2 separate regions of the Homo sapiens genome follow, and region 1 is linked to region 2. The links are chromatin contacts, found by POLR2A ChIA-PET in ENCODE. All regions are on one chromosome and are shown on one strand. The core of a region is the stretch at or near the end of the contact, and the rest is flanking DNA. Distances in the headings are between cores, read along the strand shown.

What was found. ChIA-PET counts read pairs that join two places held with the same protein, here RNA polymerase II (POLR2A).
Region 1: POLR2A ChIA-PET joins it to region 2 with 35 read pairs in PC-9. The contact joins the promoter of LINC02818 here to the promoter of FAM163A in region 2. POLR2A ChIA-PET finds 5 or more read pairs at or near these places in 2 of 52 experiments (PC-9 and activated CD4-positive, alpha-beta T cell).

The regions. Positions count from the first base shown.
Region 1 is chr1:179,833,560-179,837,968 of GRCh38, forward strand. LINC02818 (long intergenic non-protein coding RNA 2818) reads right to left here and starts at 3,029. Exons shown (of 3, transcript XR_001738312.3): 1 at 2,240-3,029.
Region 2 is chr1:179,740,069-179,745,080 of GRCh38, forward strand. It overlaps FAM163A (family with sequence similarity 163 member A), which reads left to right and starts at 3,223. Exons shown (of 5, transcript NM_173509.3): 1 at 3,223-3,355. It overlaps LOC128071543 (a long non-coding RNA gene), which reads left to right. Exons shown (of 2, transcript NR_138090.2): 2 at 2,287-2,629. RefSeq lists an enhancer at 4,520-5,012.

The sequences.
Region 1 (4,409 bases), core at 1,779-4,278, 93 kb after region 2:
TGTTGATCCACTTGGAGACTTTGAACAGCATATTGCTTATGGATACCCTATTGTCAGCAAAAAAGGACATCCTCCCAAACTATATATTCTTAGTCCTATTTCCCATAGATAAAAGAGGGAGGATCCTATTCAAAGGTTACAAACCTTGGGGTGGAAGGAAATATTCACCCAAACCATACGAGGGGCTTTTTTCTCCGTATGTCATTAGGATAGCTGATGTTCAACTCAGTTGTTGGCACATGTGGGTATTCGGTAAATATTTGCAAATTGAATGTGTAGCCTCATACCCAAGATTACAGAAAGCAAAAAAGTCGGGAGACAAAAGGATTACAGAATTAGGAATACTTGGAGAAGAACTAAGGACCACCAGTGGCTTTGGTATGAGGGTGTTTATATTCTCATTCTAGGAATAAATATTTTCACAGATCTTCTATTATTCAACATCATTTGTAAGATAATCCAGTAGAGAGGGGTTTCCTTTCACAGAAAACCATGGCAGTTAGGAAGCAACTCAGGCACTGTTTATCTCCGCGAGGGTCCTCAGTGAATTGAGTCGTTCCAAAGATGAATAAAGATTCCTTGTTTCCAGAAAATGGAAGGAAATCTCACAGTGCTGGAGGGAATAGGGGAAGCAGAGATAATCCATTCTCATCTTTCATATTTGACTATGAAAAAGAATTGGTATTTTAAACAAACTTAGAACTTCACCAGATGTGGGTTTTTAGATTTGAGACACAACACTTTCTAGCTGCTTCCAGCCATAGTAAAATCATAAAAACAAAGCTACCCAGAACAGAGTTTGCTTGCTTCTTGGATATGCAGACTTAATGTCATGAAGATGCCAATTTCCCACCAGATCACTAGAAAAATTAATGCAATCCTATGAAAAATATTTACTTTTTAGACAAGGTGATTTTAAAGTTCATTTGAAAGAATAAGTAATAATGCTAGAAAAATTCAGAAAAAAAAAATGAGCCACCACCAGATATTAAAGCCACAATAATTAAAACTGTGTGGTACTTATGCCTAATCAGCCAGGTCAATGGATCAGCATAGAACATTCAGAAAATAAGCACAAATACATATGAGAATCCAGTATGTGACAAAGTGGCATTTCAAATCAGTGAGGAAAAGATGGATTCTCAATCAACTATGTTTGAACAGTTATAGCAATTCAAATGAAGCATGTCATTGATTTGTTAAATTTGAATATTCACTTTCAAATATATAAATGCAGTCTATAATGTAACTTGAAGTGGAAATCACCTTGTGTGCATTAAAAATCTACCATTCAATTTAATAAACAGTTATTACTGCAAGAATAAAATGCTGCAATAATTTATGATCAAGAAAGTTTATGTACAAAAATTATTATGAACCTGAAAATAAGGAAATAAATTGGCAGTCATTAACATTGAGATATATTTAGAAAAATATTAGATTATTTTTCAAACAAACACCACATATTAAAATGTAAATAATACAAAGCAGACAAAAAATTAGACATAATTATCATCTTCATATGATTATTTAGGGTACTTTTAACAGAATAGTCTTTAAAAACTGTATTTAACTTTGTTTAGGCTATGAGTCTTAAAAAAAAAAAAAAAGTCCTATTAGGAATTCTTCACATTTTGTAAAGATGTATTAAAAATGTCAACTTTGTCCAGATGCAGAGCCCCAGGCCTGTAATCCCAGTACTTTGGGAGGCTGAGACGGGCAGATCACAAGGTCAGGAGATCGAGATCATCCTGGCTAACACAGTGAAACCCCGTCTCTACTAAAAATACAAAAAATTAGCCAGGCATGGTGGCATGCGTCTGTAGTCCCAGCTACTCGGGAGGCTGAGGTGGCAGAATCGCTTGAACCTGGGAGGCGGAAGTTGCAGTGAGCTGAGATGGTGCCACTGCACTCTAGTTGGGCAACAGAGCGAGACTCTGTCTCAAAAAAAAAAAAAAAAAAAAAAAAAAAAATTAGGCTCAGGGCTGTGCTCCTGTAGTTCCAGCTATTCAGGAGGCTGAGGCAGGAGGATCACTTGAGCCCACGAATTTGAGTCCAGCCTGAGCAACATAGAGCTCATCTCTAAAAAAAAAATTATGAAACTGACTTGTAGCATACTTTATATAAGACATTCAAACAAGATGTTTTTTTAAAGGCTGTGTGAAAACTAATCACTGAATATTTGCAGATAACAATACCAATATTGCAGGGCTTCTAACAAGCAATTTGTATACATAACCTGGTGAGCCTCACGTGGAGAACTCGTAGCTCCAAGCCGCCAGCAGCCTGTCTGACTTCAAATGCAGGGTCCAGTAGGCCTGCGACTTCAGCCCTGCTCACCACTTGGGAGTTTTTATTCTGTTTCTGATCCTCAAAGATGCATCTTGTTTTTGAGCCTAGCTCTGTCTTCTAAAATTTTCCTTGAAATATTTTACCTATTATTGTTATGTGTTTGGAGTTTCAGAGATGTGCCAACTCCAGGTGAAAGCTTCAAACGGCATCTCATGTAATATTGTGTCTGCAATTGGAGGGTTCTCGGTCTCACCGACTTCAAGAATGAAGACGCGGACCCTCGCGGTGAGCGTTACAGTTCTTAAAGGCAGCGCGTCCGGAGTTTGTTCCTTCTGATGTTCGCATGTGTTCGGAGTTTCTTCCTTCTGGTGGGTTCGTGGTCTCGCTGGCTTAGGAGTGAAGCTGCAGACCTTCGCAGTGAGTGTTACAGCTCTTAAGGCAGCGCGTCTGGAGTTGTTCCTTCCTCCCCGTGGGTTCATGGTCTTGCTGGCTTCAGGAGTGAAGCTGCAGACCTTTGCAGTGAGTGTTACAGCTCATAAAGGCAGTGTGGACCTAAAGAGTGAGCAGCAGCAAGATTTATTGCAAAGAGCGAAAGAACAAAGCTTCCACAGTGTGGAAGGGGACCCGAACGGGTTGCCACTGGTGGCTCGGGAAGCCTGCTTTTCTCTTATCTGGCCCCACCTACATCCTGCTGATTGGTCCATTTTACAGAGAGCCCAGCGGTCTGTTTTGACAGGGGGCTGATTGGTGCATTTACAATCCCTGAGCTAGACAAAAAGGTTCTCCACGTCCCCACTGGAGTAGCTAGATACAGAGTGTGGATTGGTGCATTCACAAACCCTGAGCTAGACACAGGGTGCCGATTGGTGTGTTTACAAACCTTGAGCTAGATACAGAGTGCTGATTGGTGTATTTACAATCCCCTAGCTTGACATAAAGGTTCTCCAAGTCCCCCACCAGAGTCAGGAGCCCAACTGGCTTCACCCAGTAGAGCCCCCACCGGGGCCGCAGGTGGAGCCGCCTGCCAGTCCCACGCCGTGCGCCCGCACTCCTCAGCCCTTGCGTGGTTGATGGGACTGGGCGCCGTGGAGCAGAGGGCAGCACTCGTTGGGGAGGCTCAGGCAGCACAGGAGCCCACGGAGTGGGGGAGGCTCAGGCAGCACAGGAGCCCACGGAGTGGGGGAGGCTCAGGCATGGCAGGCTGAAGGTCCCAAGCCCTGCCCCACGGGGAGGGAGCTAAGGCCTGGCAAGAAATCGAGTGCAGCGCCAGTGGGCCGGCACTGCTGGGGGACCCAGTACACCGTCCGCAGCCGCTGGCCCGGGTGCTAAGCCCCTCATTGCCTGGGGCCGGCAGGGCCGCCCGGCTGCTCCGAGTGCGGGGCCCGCCAAGCCCACGCCCACCCGGAACTCCAGCTGGCCAGCAACTGTCGCGCACAGCCCCAGTTCCCGCTCGCGCCTCTCCCTCCACACCTCCCTGCAAGCTGAGGGAGCCAGCTCTGGCCTCCGCCAGCCCAGAAAGGGGCTCCCACAGTGCAGTGGTGGGCTGAAGGGCTCCTCAAGTGCCACCAAAGTGGGAGCCCAGGCAGACGAGGCGCCGAGAGCGAGCGAGGGCTGCGAGGGCTGCCAGCACGCTGTCACCTCTCAGTATGATAATAAAAGATGTTACTGAATTAATGGTTTATCTTAAACATTGATTTGTATACTTAAGAATTAGTGATCCTAGAAAGTGTCAGATATAGGTCAAAAAGACAAAGTGTCTTTTTTTTTTTCCTGAGACGGAGTCTTGCTTTGTTGCCCAGGCTGGGGTTCAGTGGCGCCATCTCGGCTCACTGCAACCTCCATCTCCTGGGTTGAAGCAATTCTCCTGCCTCAGCCTCCAGAGTAGCTGGGATTACAGGCACCCACCACCACGGCTGGCTTTTTGTATTTTCAGTAGAGGCAGGGGTTTCACCATGTTGGCCAGGCTGGTCTTGAACTCCTGACCTCATGCTCAGCCCACATCAGCCTCCCAAAGTGCTGGGATTACAGGCATGAGCCACTGCGCCTGGCCTTTTTTTTAAGACAGGGTCTCACTCGGTCACCCAGGCTGGAGTGCAGTGGTGCAATCATGGCTCACT
Region 2 (5,012 bases), core at 1,973-4,472:
TACAAACTAGAAATAGTTCTCCTGGGCATTTATCCCAGAGATATGAAAATGTATGCTCACTTGTAAACCTGTAAACAAATGTTTGTGGCAACTTTATTTGGTTTTTGTTGTTGTTGTTGTTGTTGTTGTTGAGACGTCTTGCTCTGTTCTCCCAAGCTGAAGTGCGGTGGTTCAATCCTAGCTTACTGCAGCCTCCAACTCCTGGGTTCAAGGGATCCTCCCCCTTTAGCCTCTTGTGTAGCTGGGACTTCAGGTGTGTGCAGCCACACCCAGCTAATTTTTCATTTTTTTATGTAGAGACAGGGTCTCACTATGTTGCCTAGCCAGTCTGGAACTACTGGGCTCAAGCAATCCTCCCACCTCAGCCAACTTAATTTGTAATACCCCTGAAACTGGGGAAAAAACCCTAAATGTCCTTCATTAAGTGAATGGTTAAACAAGCTGGTGGTACATGCATACCATGAAATACTACAAGAAAAAGGAACAAAATACTGATACAACAACCTGCAACTCAGGTTGCTGCGTGGGAAAAAATTCAAAAGGTTACATATATTGATACGAAAGGATACAAATGATTTCATTTAAATAACATTCTTGAAATCACAAAATGTACCATTTTACATTTTGGAAATGGGAAACAGGTAAGTGGTTTCAAGAGATTAGAGATGGGGAAGGATGCACAGGGGAAACAGGTGTGGCTACGAAAGGGCAATATGAGGGATCTTGCGGTGGTGGAAATGTTGTGTATCTTGACTGTGTCAATGTCAATATCCTAATTATGATATTTTACTATAGTTTTTGCAAGATATTACCAATGAGGGAAACTGGGTGAAGGGTACTTGCAATCTCTCTGTATTATTTCTTACAATTGCCTACAAATCTACAATTATCTCAAAATGAAAGTTCTAATTTAAAAAGCGACTCTTGATCAAAAGATACCATTAAATGAGTAGAAGATACTTGCAGTCTCTAACTGACCAAGGCATGGTAGCAGCTAGACTTTATAAACAGCTTTTATGAATCAATAAGAAAAAGTCAGCTCAAAAAAATGGGCAAACATTTGAACAGGCACTCAGAAAACAGAAAACTCAAGTAGCCTATAAACATATGTAGAAGTGCCCAATTTCATTGGTAATTAGGGATATGAAACGAAGATCACAGTGAGACACCATTACATCTCCGCCAGACTGGCAAAACATAAGAAGTCTAATAATATTATATTTTGGCAAGGATGCGGAGCAATGGCAATTACCGTACATCTCTGATGGGAGTCTAAATTTTGTGGCCACTTTGGAAAACAATTTGGCATGATCTAATAAAACTAAATATATGCATACCCTATAGTCCAGTAATTTCACCCCAAGGTATACATCCTAAAGATTGCACTTGCATACCAGGAGATATACACAAAAATGTCATTAGCAATAGCACTTGTAATAGCCCCAATGGGAAAAACCCAAATATCTAAAGTGCCAGAATGGACAAAGAAATTGTGATATGTCCATACAAGGGAATATTAAGTAGCAATGAAAATGAATGAACTACAACTACATGCCACAAAAGTAGATGACTCTTACAACCAAATGGAAGAAGAGGCCAGGCACACACAAAAATATGCATGCAATATTATTCAATTTATAGAAAGTTCAAAACCAAGCAAAACTAAACTGTAGTGGTTAGGGATACATTACAAATTGGTAGAAACTATAAAGATACGTAAGGAAGTAATTACCATAAAGTCAGGATAGTTGCTTTAGGGGGAAGGGAAGGACTTGTGGAAGGGAATTGGTGGAGCAGGGGAACCTCTGGGGTGGTAGCAATGACCTGGGTGGTGTTTGGTTTATGATTCATTAGGCTATGAAGGTACGTTGTTTTCACTTTTCTGTGTTACAGTTTATAACAAAATCACACGTCCTCTTCATATTTCATTGTTTTGCCTTTGAGATGAGGAAGAATGTAGGCACGAGCCTTAACTGTGCTGAGAAAAGACGGCACATGAAAATCTGAGCTCAAAATGTAAAACCTGTGAGTAGAGTTAGAGTAAAAAGTGGAGTGTGCTGCAACAACAGTAGACTTGCTGGAATGATGAGGTGGTGGCTTGCCTTGGGATTTTTGTTTTTTAACAGTGTATTAGGAATAATAAGGTTGCTCCAGGTGCTAAATTTCTTACTCCCCTTCTTTAGAAGTTGGACCTAGGCTGAGGGTCCACAGTTTTTAAATGTTTTGGAGTTTTCTGTTTTTGTTTTTCAAATGGATTCCCTGATCACCTTTGCCTTGAATCCCCAGAACTAACCTGCCTAAGAAGAGAGGAAAACTGTTGATGTAGTGGGAACGCTCCCTCCTCGAGCATTAACCGGGTTGACCCCACCCCTCTGTCCTCGCTGTCTTCAGTCCAATCAAGATCGGAAAGCAGGATCAAGAGAAAGATGATCAGACCGGAACAGGTAAACGTTCCATATAGAGATGCTTCGGAAGTGCGGAGAAGTGACAGCTTATCCCCTCTCAGGCCGTCATGTTCTCTCAGCAGACCCTCTGAATTACTGATGTCAGAACTTATTGGCTGGGCTACAGCACATAAGCAACTCCTAGAGTTTTAAGACATTAAAAGAAGGTGATTTCAGACAAGAAATCTAGCGCACCATTCAGGTTTCTCCTCGTGTCGAGGCATTGCTTCTCTCCCTTCCTGCCTCTTCCTGCCAGACTTCACCGTCACAGCTCTAATCACACCCTGACTGATCTGATCCCGCCCTGCCACGAGGCCCGGGTACCCCTCAGCGGCGGGGACATCCAGGTGTCCCTGGATTTCCAGGGCACAGTGCGGGCCGGAAATAGGAACACAGAGGAGCCCTTCGGGAGGCTCTCGAGGCAGTCTCTTTCCAGTGGATAGCGACACACCCTGGTCCCTAAGATTCTCATGCTCTCCGAATTTTCCGTCCTGGACCCGATCTGTAGGGCGCAAAGTCCCCTGTACTGAGGCGTTCCCAGGGCGCCCGCCTCCCGCGTTTACATTTCTTAGGCAAAAAGGCAGCGGAGCTAAGCAGGGGTGTTTGGAAGGCGCCCGTTGCGCTGTTTGACTGCGTGGCTTCACTTGGCCCGCGTGCATCAGCCTCTCTGGCGGGGGATTCTCCCCGGACTCCGGCCAGCGCCAATCAGGTCGCGCGGTACCTGCCCCCAGCCCTGGCCACCTGGAGGGGCGATGAGGCTCCACGCCCGGAGCAGGGCAGTCCTCGGAGCGCCGGGGAGGCCGCGGAGCCTCACGTGTGCCGCCCCAGCCGCTGGCGCCCGGAAGGACGCGCTGCGACCCCGTGGGAGCCGAACGCGGGAGTCGCTGCCCGAGCGGAGCTGCTCAGCCGCGGTAACGGGTCGGGGCCTCATCGTGCAGGGGAGCGAGCGGAGGGGCGGGGCGGGGCGCGGGCGGGCTGAGGAGCCGCCGGGCTCGGGCTCCGCGCGGGGATGTGTCTGGCCACCGCGTACTTTCGAGGGCGCCTCAACACCCGGGTAAGCGCGCCCCGGCTGCCTCCCTCTGCCCACCGCGCCGCCTTCAGCGTAGCAGTTCCCCACTGGGTCTGGGTCTGCGCCCTGGCTCTCCCTCTCCGCGCCAGGGGCCTCTCGCTCCGAGGGGCGCGGCGACTCGGGGGCATCTCCGGCCTCGTGGCCAGACCGCGGGTGGCGGTGCTCGCGCCTCGGGGCCGGACTTGCCGGGTCCCTGCCCCCGGGCCGTGCCGAAGGCGCTCTACTCAGCGTGTCTGCAGCGACCCGCTTCTCTGCGCTTTCAGCCGGGCCGGACCTCACGCGGACGCCGCTGCTGCTGCTGCGCCTCGCGCCCGCCGCCACCCGGGGAGCATGAGGCCGGGGCAGGGGACCCGGGTAGGGTGGGGGCCGACCGGCGGGGTCTGCTGGGCCAATGCGCCGCCGTCGGTCAGTGAGTCCGGATTCGTGCCGGCAACTGTGGGCAGCCTTGAGACCGGGGCTCGGTTTGCTGGTGATTTTTCCGAAGTTTTACAAAATAAAGAGGGCGAAGTGCCTTCGCGGCGCGGCGTGGGCATGCAGGCGGCAGGGCCTGTGGGAGCCGGCGTCTCGGCCAGCGAGTCTGGGGCCAGGACAGCGGGGGTAGGACGGAGAAGCCGGACGTGCCCGTGGGGCCGCGGTGTCCTTGCTCCCGAGGCCCCAGAGCGGGCGACCGCACTCCGATTCCAGAGGGCCCTGCGCGCTCAAGGCGCCGGCCACACGGAAGCCTCCGCCCCGCGGCCCAGAGGGGGGCCTGGCCAAGCAGAGAGCAGAGCGGGCAAGCAGAAGGCAGTGTGGGGACGAGGCCCGCATTGGGCTGCTGGGACCCCGCCACCCGGCCTGGCCTGGGTGGGGCGGGTAGAGGCCGAGAGCCGCGCGCCGGGGCCCTGGGTGGGTGGCATCCTGGTTCTCTGCGGCTCCGAAGGCCGCGAGGGAAGTCAGGGGTGCAGATCTGTTCCCTCGGTCAGCGCCCTTTGGCCGACACACACCAGCCGTGTTTTCCTGTCACACTGGGGGTTCCTTTCCTCTGAGTGGAACTGTGGGGCCCTGGAAGTTTGCTAGTCCTGGCAAGTTTGACGTGACGGGGACGCAGTCATCCAACCTGCAGGCGGAGGCCCGCAGGCACTTTCTCCTGTCATTTCGCCCACCTGGGCCCTCCCCCAGGGCGCCCAGGGGGCCCCATCCTGAGATTCCGAGGGGGCCGCAGCGTGGCTGGCAGGACCGACGTCTGCGCAGTTGCGTCTGTGTCCTGCTTGGTCCTCTAGCAGCTGAGCCAGACACATGTTTTATGTCGTGTGGGAGACAAACAATAACTGCGGGCTTCAATCCCGCATGTTCGCTTTGCCTAAGATTCGCTGGAGTCTGTGTCCTGAGGGGAAAGGCAGCTTTCCTTCTGCCCTAATGAAATACTTGCATGTAACAGACGTTCAGACCCTGAAAGAGGTGGACCCCGGGGAAGGAACAGTAAAGGTACATGCTCTGAAAACAGATTTTCTTAGCCTTCT